Regions from separate parts of the Homo sapiens genome. Here regions 1 and 3 are each linked to region 2. A link is a loop called in an ENCODE intact Hi-C map of the cell type or tissue named here. Cell type or tissue: CD4-positive, alpha-beta T cell. All regions are shown on one strand.

The links. Peaks named below come from ENCODE experiments on the same cell type or tissue, not always from the same donor. Only the 100,000 strongest peaks of a DNase experiment are listed, where the experiment ranks them.
Region 1: it touches region 2 in a loop (10-fold over the local background); 27 of 110 quality-filtered maps call a loop at or near these places.
Region 3: a loop joins it to region 2, with 5 times the contacts of the local background. A loop is called at or near these places in 26 of 110 quality-filtered maps.

The regions. Positions count from the first base shown.
Region 1 is chr12:98,652,562-98,655,061 of GRCh38, forward strand. All of the region lies in intron 4 of APAF1 (apoptotic peptidase activating factor 1), which reads left to right. Among named protein-coding and RNA genes, the nearest start is that of APAF1, 8.5 kb to the left of the region's middle. In CD4-positive, alpha-beta T cell, a CTCF peak has its summit at 1,497 (motif pointing left); a DNase peak (open chromatin) is centred at 1,530.
Region 2 is chr12:98,489,686-98,492,185 of GRCh38, forward strand. The region is part of intron 3 of LINC02453 (long intergenic non-protein coding RNA 2453); the gene reads right to left. Among named protein-coding and RNA genes, the nearest start is that of TRD-GTC1-1, 13 kb to the right of the region's middle. RefSeq lists a silencer at 846-1,140. In CD4-positive, alpha-beta T cell, a CTCF peak has its summit at 1,474 (motif pointing right); a DNase peak (open chromatin) is centred at 1,486; H3K27ac peaks cover 328 bases.
Region 3 is chr12:98,589,441-98,591,940 of GRCh38, forward strand. It overlaps the pseudogene PPIAP8. Among named protein-coding and RNA genes, the nearest start is that of SLC25A3, 3.0 kb to the right of the region's middle. In CD4-positive, alpha-beta T cell, no CTCF peak of the experiment used is centred here; no DNase peak of the experiment used is centred here.

The sequences.
Region 1 (2,500 bases), 160 kb after region 2:
GCTTTTTAGGAGTTTCTTATATATTCTAGACATTAAACTTTGTTGGTTTTAGACTTTTATTTTATTTTATTTTATTTTTTTTGAGACGGAGTTTCGCTCTTGTTGCCCAGGCTGGAGTGCCATGGCGCGATCTTGGCTCACCACAATCTCTGCTTCCCAGGTTCAAGCGATTGTCCTGCCTCAGCCTTCTGAGTAGCTGGGATTACAGGCACCCACCACCACGCCTGGCTAATTTTGTATTTTTAGTAGAGACGGGGTTTCTCCATGTTGGTCAGGCTGGTCTCGAACTCCCGACCTCAGGTGATCCCCCTGCCTCGCCTCCCAAAGTGCTGGTATTACAGGCGTGAGCCACTGTGCTCAGCTGGTTTTAGACTTTTAAATACCTTATTTTAATTTGCCATCTGATTAATTTTTTTCCTGGGTGTTCTCAGTAGACGAGAACTCTGATGTAGTCAAACTAATCAGTTTTTTTTTTTGTCTTCTAACTTGTGTTTCCTGAGTTTTGTTCAAGTAGTCCTATTACAGTCTTATTATTCATATTTAGTTCTTTATTCTCTGGAGTCTGCCTTTGTATGTCCACTAATTCAAGAATAGGTGCTTTCCCAAAGATAAATTTTAATCTCTGGAGTTCACTTCCATTCTCAAATACAGGAACATTGGATTTTTGACATTTAATTGTATTGCAAAACCTTTTCTTTTAAAAGTACAGATAATATAAGAGATCTAAATTTGATTAAAATTGTGGTTCCTATGGAAATGTTTTCTTTGGGTGGTGATTGGCATAAATTAAAGAATATTAAGTTGTTAACTTTTAGCTGGGTGTGGTGGCTCGTGCCTGTAATCCCAGCACTCTGGGAGGCCGAGGTGGACAGATCATTTGAGGTCAGGAGTTTGAGACCAGCCTGGCCAACATGGTGAAACCCCGTCTCTACTAAAAATACAAAAATTTGCTGGGCGTGGTGGCGCATGCCTGTAATCCCAGCTACCCAGGTGGCTGAGGCATAAGAATCGCTTGAACATGGGAGGCAGAGGTTGCAGCGAGCCAAGATTGCACCACTGCTCTCCATCCTGGGTGACAGAGTGAGATGCCGTCTCAAAAAAAAAAAAAAAAAAAAAAAAAAAAAAAAAAAATATATATATATATATATATATATATATATATAGTTTTTAACTATTTATGTCTATACAGTTTTAAGTAACCCAGTTGTCTTTTGAAATTTCAATGCTTTAATTTTTTCTTATTTGTAGGGAAATAGTAAAGAATTGACGTATCTTTAAATACAGTAGTGACATTTTACATTACTGTATTCGTATGTTGGTTTTTAATCATGGATGCTTTCTTCATAGGCTGTGTTCCTATTTGTTTCTGTCCTTTCCAAGATTTCTTTGTGTTATTAGATTATTAATTGCTACCAGGATAAGCCTCCTGTGAAAGTAGTGTGGAGTTTTCCCTGAATAAAGGCAACTTTTCTCTGAATTAGTTTCTCTGAGTGAATTGTAAATACAGCCTCCTCATGCAAAGCTAAATTGCTCCCTCTTGTGCCCATAGTCAAGATGTTTAGATTCTTTCTGAAATGTGGAATTAATGGTTCAGTTTTTAACTAAATGTTATATTGTGATGGTTAGAGATTTACATATCAGATGGTCATTTGGTCTGTTTGCCTTTTTAAAGCTGGTAGTGTTTTCTCTTTTCTTGCATGTATTTAAATGCCCTAAATTTTTAGTTATACATTTAGGGAAAAAGGCCTTTGACCCTAGGTAATAGGTACATAAATTAAAATATGAAAGAATTTACTAGGTAGCCATATCAGGATGCTTTCTTTACCTTTAATCTTGGGATGATTTTTACAAATTTTATTTTATTTTATTTTATTTTGAGACAGAGCCCCATTCTGATGCCCAGGCTGGGGTGCAATGATCTCAGCTCACTGCAACCTCTGCCTCTTGACAGTCCCCCTGCCTCAGCCTCCCAAGTAGCTGGGACTACAGGTGTGTGCCACCACACCCGGCTAATTTTTGTATTTTTAGTAGAGATGGGGTTTCACCATGTTGGCCAGGTTGGTTTCGAACACCTGACCCAAGTGATCCCCTCGCCTCGGCCTCCCAAAGTTCTGGGATTACAGGTGTGAGCTGCTGTGCCTGGCCGATTTTTACAAATTTTAGGTAGTACAAATTTAAAAAAATGGAAACTTAAGGCAACAGATAGTTTATTTGTCTGTTTTTGTTTGTTTAAATATTTTTAAAGTAGTATTTTCTTTTTTTTTTTTTTTTTTTAATTTATTTTTTTATTGATAATTCTTGGGTGTTTCTCACAGAGGGGGATTTGGCAGGGTCATGGGACAATAGTGGAGGGAAGGTCAGCAGATAAACAAGTGAACAAAGGTCTCTGGTTTTCCTAGGCAGAGGACCCTGCGGCCTTCCGCAGTGTTTGTGTCCCTGATTACTTGAGATCAGGGATTGGTGATGACTCTTAACGAGCATGCTGCCTTCAAGCATCTGT
Region 2 (2,500 bases):
TTCCCAAAGTGCTGGGATTACAGGAGTGGGCCACAGCACCAGGTCAGATTGTAAAACTTTTAATTTTTATTTATTTTTTTTATTTTATTTTATTTTATTTTATTTTTTGAGACGAAGTTTCGCTCTTGTTGCCCAGGCTGGAGTGCAATGGTGTGATCTCGGCTCACTGCAACCTCCACCTCCCAGGTTCAAGTAATTCTCCTGCCTCAGCCTCCCAAGTAGCTAGGATTACAGGCGCCCACACCCCCACCCCATGCCTGGCTAATTTTTGTATTAGCCAGAGATGGGGTTTCACCATGTTGGCCTGGCTGGTCTCGAACTCCTGACCTTCAGGTGATTCACCTGCCTTGGCCTCCCAAAGTGCTGGGATTATAGGCGTGAGTCACCATGCCCAGCCAAAAATTTTATTTTTTACCTTTTTAAGGTGCAAGACTCTCAGTAAATTCTCTCCTGGTTAAGGAAAAATATCTGGAAAGGGAAGGGGATTCTCTACTGAAAGTAGATTTTCCCCACAAGAGACACCTTTGCAGGGCCATTTCAAAATGTGTCAAAAATATATATATATTTTTTGGGGTAAACTACTTCAATTTACTTCAGGGCCTGCTGTCTGTCATGTTGGTATCTTACTGCTACAAAAAGCCTTCTTTGTCAGACTTATGTTAATGCTGGTCAGATGTGCCTGAATCCCAAAGGGACTCTGTCCCAAAGGGAGGAGAGTATAATGAGGCTTGTCTGACCACCTGTTCCCATCATGACATGAACTAGCGTTTCAGGTAACTTTGGAATGCCCCTGGACAAGGAGGCATCCATTCAACTGATTGGGGAGCTTAGAATTTTATTTTTGGTCTACATGGTAAAGCTTAAAGTTGCGGAAATCATTATCCTCAGTCAAGCTAAAGCCTAGGTATCCAGACCTCTCTTTCACCTAATTTATTTGCAATTAATCCAAAGTTCTAGGCCAGGCACAGTGACTCACACCTGTAAACCCAGTCCTTTGGGAGGCGGAAGCATGGAGGATCACCCGAGGCCAGGAATTCAAGGCTGCAGTGAGCTAAGATTGCACCACTGCTCTCCCGCCTGGGTGACAGAGCAAGACCCTGTCTCTAAAAGAAATTTTTAAAACAAATAACAAAGTACTGGTTTATGCTGTATTTATAAAACAACATATGTAGTAAGATTTTCTTAGTTTTAGAACCCAGAAAGCTGTGCCAAATGCTTTGAGAGTTGACTTATTTCCTATTAGGTTTTTTAAATACTTGCAGTCCAGATACTGCTTTTAATTTTTTAAAAAACAGTATCCATACTTACAGGCTCTGATTAAGTTTCAAAGACTAAGCCTGCCATGCTTGTCGGTGTGTGATTCCTTCCTCTAAGATTCCAGACATTCCCGTCTCCAGGCATCACTGTGTCGGGGGAGCGCTGTGTGAAAATGGCTGTGATCTTTGTGCGGTTTGTCCGGTTATACCTCACTGGGACACCAGAGGGCGCAAGGAGGGCCAGCACTTGTTTTTCTTTAAATCTCGAATCAAAGTCCATGCAGAGAACAACAAAAGACCCGGAACACAGGGGCCTTGAGACAAAGGGACTCAGGGGAAAAGGCTGCACGCCCTGTTTTACTGAAGTGGAATTTGCTTCTTCACCCTCCTCACCTCCTCACCTCCTCCCCACCTTAAGGAACTAGAAATAAACAACTTAAGCTGCAAAATAATGAAATCTGGCTAACAAGGAAAACCAAACTAGAATACATTACTCAACATGTCATAGGCTAAGAGGACTATCACAAATGTACATTTGAGCTATTTGCTTTGCCTAATATTAATAACTTTAAAGAAAATTTTATTGTTTGCTTTTCTGAGTTCAATATATGCACATAGTAGAAAATTTAGAAAAGGTGGAATAGCAAAAAGAACAGCGATCATCAACACACTCTTAACCCAGATATAACTACTTTTAATATCTTCAGCTACTTCTTTCCAGATGTTTTCTTCTTTCTTTCTTCCTTTTTTTTTTTTTTTTTTTTGAGACGGAGTCTCACTCTGTCCCCATGCTGGAGTATAATGGCGCGATCTAGGCTCACTGCAACCTCCGCCTCCCAGATTCAAGTGATTCTCCTGCCTCAGCCTCCCGAGTAGCTAGGATTATAGGCACCCACCACCACGCCCAGCTAATTTTTGTATTTTTAGTAGAGACGGGGTTTCACTCTGTTGGCCAGCCTGGTCTCGAACTCCTGACCTCAAGTGGTCCTCCCGCCTCAGCCTCCCAAAGTGCTGGGATTACAGGCATGAGCCACCGCACCCAGCCACCAGACGTTTCCAGTACTTACAAATGCATAGAAAAAAAATGGGATTCTGCGTGCTATTTTGTGCTGGTTCTCTTCTTATTTTCTAGATCACTAACTTCATTTTATTGATAAATTCTGATAATAAAACTTTGCTAATCATATGAGTTAATCACAGGTAGGAGAATAAGAAATTTCAAAAGCTACAGGCAGCTTTTTTCC
Region 3 (2,500 bases), 100 kb after region 2:
TGTTTAAAGTTAGGGCAATGTTTTGAGACCCAAAATTTTGGAATAGTGACACCTGGGCAGATTATGATTCCACTAGGACCATGAACCCCCATATTCTTTTTTTTTTTCTTTTTTGAGACAAGATCTCTAACTGTTGCTTAGGCTGGAGTACAATGGCGCGATCTCGGCTCACTGCTACCTCTGCTTCCCAGGCTCAAGTGATCCTCCCTCCTCAGCCTCTTGCGTAGCTGGGACTGCAGGGGCATGCCACTATGCCTGGCTTTTTTTTTTTTTTTTTTTTAAGAGACAGGGTTTCACCATGTTGTCCAGGCTGGTTTTTAACTCCTGGACTCAAGAGATCCACCTACCTCGGCTTCCCAAAGTTCTGGGATTATAGGCGTGAGCCACCATGCCCAGCCAGAACCCCTAAATTCTGTTGAGCCTCCTTGTCAGTCAAAGAAGCCCTTCCTCTCCTGTCTGAGGAGGTTATGTTCCTCGTCCCTGTGAAATCTGTAATGGCCTCACCTGAGGTGGTTGCCTGGCGGGATCTGCTGATTCTTCTTAAAACCTACTGTCCACTTTGGGAGGCCGAGGCAGGTGGATCACCTGAGGTTGGGAGTTCGAGACCAGACTGACCAACATGGAGAAACCCCATCTCTACTAAAAATACAAAATTAGCCGGGCATGGTGGCGCGTGCCTGTAATCCCAGCTACTCCGGAGGCTGAGGCAGGAGAATTGCTTGAACCCGGGAGGCAGATTTGAATCTCCACAGTGGAGAGTTATGGTCCTTCAGGCAATTTCCCTACTTGTGTCAGGTTGGAGGCCGAGAGCCTCTTGAATGTTAAGGAGGCCAACCCCCTTGTCTTAGTCCATACCTGCTGCAATAACATCACCTAAAGACGGATAAAAGGATTTTGTATCCTCTTTTGGGTAGAATTAGCTTGTTCACAATTGTCCAAGGGACAGCTGCTTCATGTTAGGTAGAAGTCTGATTTTGCTCTTTAGTTTTTGTCTGGAAGTTAAATATGATTACAAGAGGTGTTCATTGATGCCATGTTGACAACCGATAGACTCTGGTACTTTTTTTGTTGCTGTTGTTAATTAGTTTTTATTTCATAATCATAAACTTAACTCTGCAATCTAGCTAGGCATGGAAAGGAACAAGGAAAACATAGAACCCAAAGGGAACTGCAGTGAGAGCACAAAGATTCTAGGATACTGCGAGCAAATGGGGTGGAGGGTGCTCTCCTGAGCTACAGAAGGAATGGTCTGGTGGTTAAGATAAAACACAAGTCAAACTTATTAGAGTTGCCCACAGTCAGCAATGGTGATCTTCTTACTGGTCTTGCCATTCCTGGACCCAAAGCACTCCATGGTCTCCACAATATTCATGCCTTCTTTCACCTTGCTGAAGACCACATGCTTGCCATCCAACCACTCAGTCTTGGCAGCACAGATGAAAAACTGGGAACTGTTTGCGTTGGGTCCAGCATTTGCCATGGACAAGATGCCAGAAACTGTATGCTTCCGGATGAAGTTCTTGTCATCAAATTTCTCCCTGTAGATGGACTTGCCACCAGTGCCATCATGGCATGTGAAGTCTCCACCCTGACACATAAACCCTGGAACAATTCTGTGAAAGCAGGAACCCTTATAGCCAAATCCTTTCTCTCCAGTGCTCAGAGCATGAAAGTTTCCTGCTGTCTTTGGAAACTTGTCTGCAAACAGCTCAAAGGAGATGCGGCCCAAGGGCTCCGTGTCAAAGAACACGGTGGGGTTGACCATGGCTGATAGCACAGGGCTCCTGGCAGCAGCGGTGCCTGCAAAGCCCAGTGGTGTTTTTTTTACCATGTCAACTTAGCTAGGCTAGAACCACATTTCCTAGATTCCTTTCCCTGCATAGTTTTGGGTTAGGGCTAGCTATAAGAGAAATGTGTGCAGTTTGGAAGGCAGAAGTGGAGCAACAGTCATTACATTCTGAAGGTCACCAGCTCCCACATGGGGTAGGAGCTGGGCCTGCAGCTCCTTCAGTTACCACTGTATCTTCTAGATCAACTTCTGTGAGTTCTGGGCCACGAGCATGTGCAGCCCCATGGTGAAGGGTACCAGCTGTTCCAGCTGAAAAAATGTGCAGCAAAGGGTCACGGTATTACCCGGTGCTGGGGGAAGGGAATAGGAAGATTCACTACAGTCATATATTTTTACATAATATTTGACTTTTTCATGACAAAGGATTTTTAAATTAGAAAAGCACCATAAAGTTGAATTAACCAAAAAAGAGAGAGAGAAAGTCCAGACCCTTCAGTGACTACCTCTGTCTACATAAGATCAGACTCCTCAGTCTGGTATGTGAGGCCCTGGACAATCAGGTGCTAGTGTACTTTTTTAACTTTATCTGTCACTACTTCCCTTCCTGTGCCCTCCACTCTGGAATTCTTCCTGGGACTGTAGGACTTTAGTTGGGCCAGAAGGGCTGGGTCTGGGATAGGGTTGCTTAGAGAGTGCCGTGATGCCGCAGCC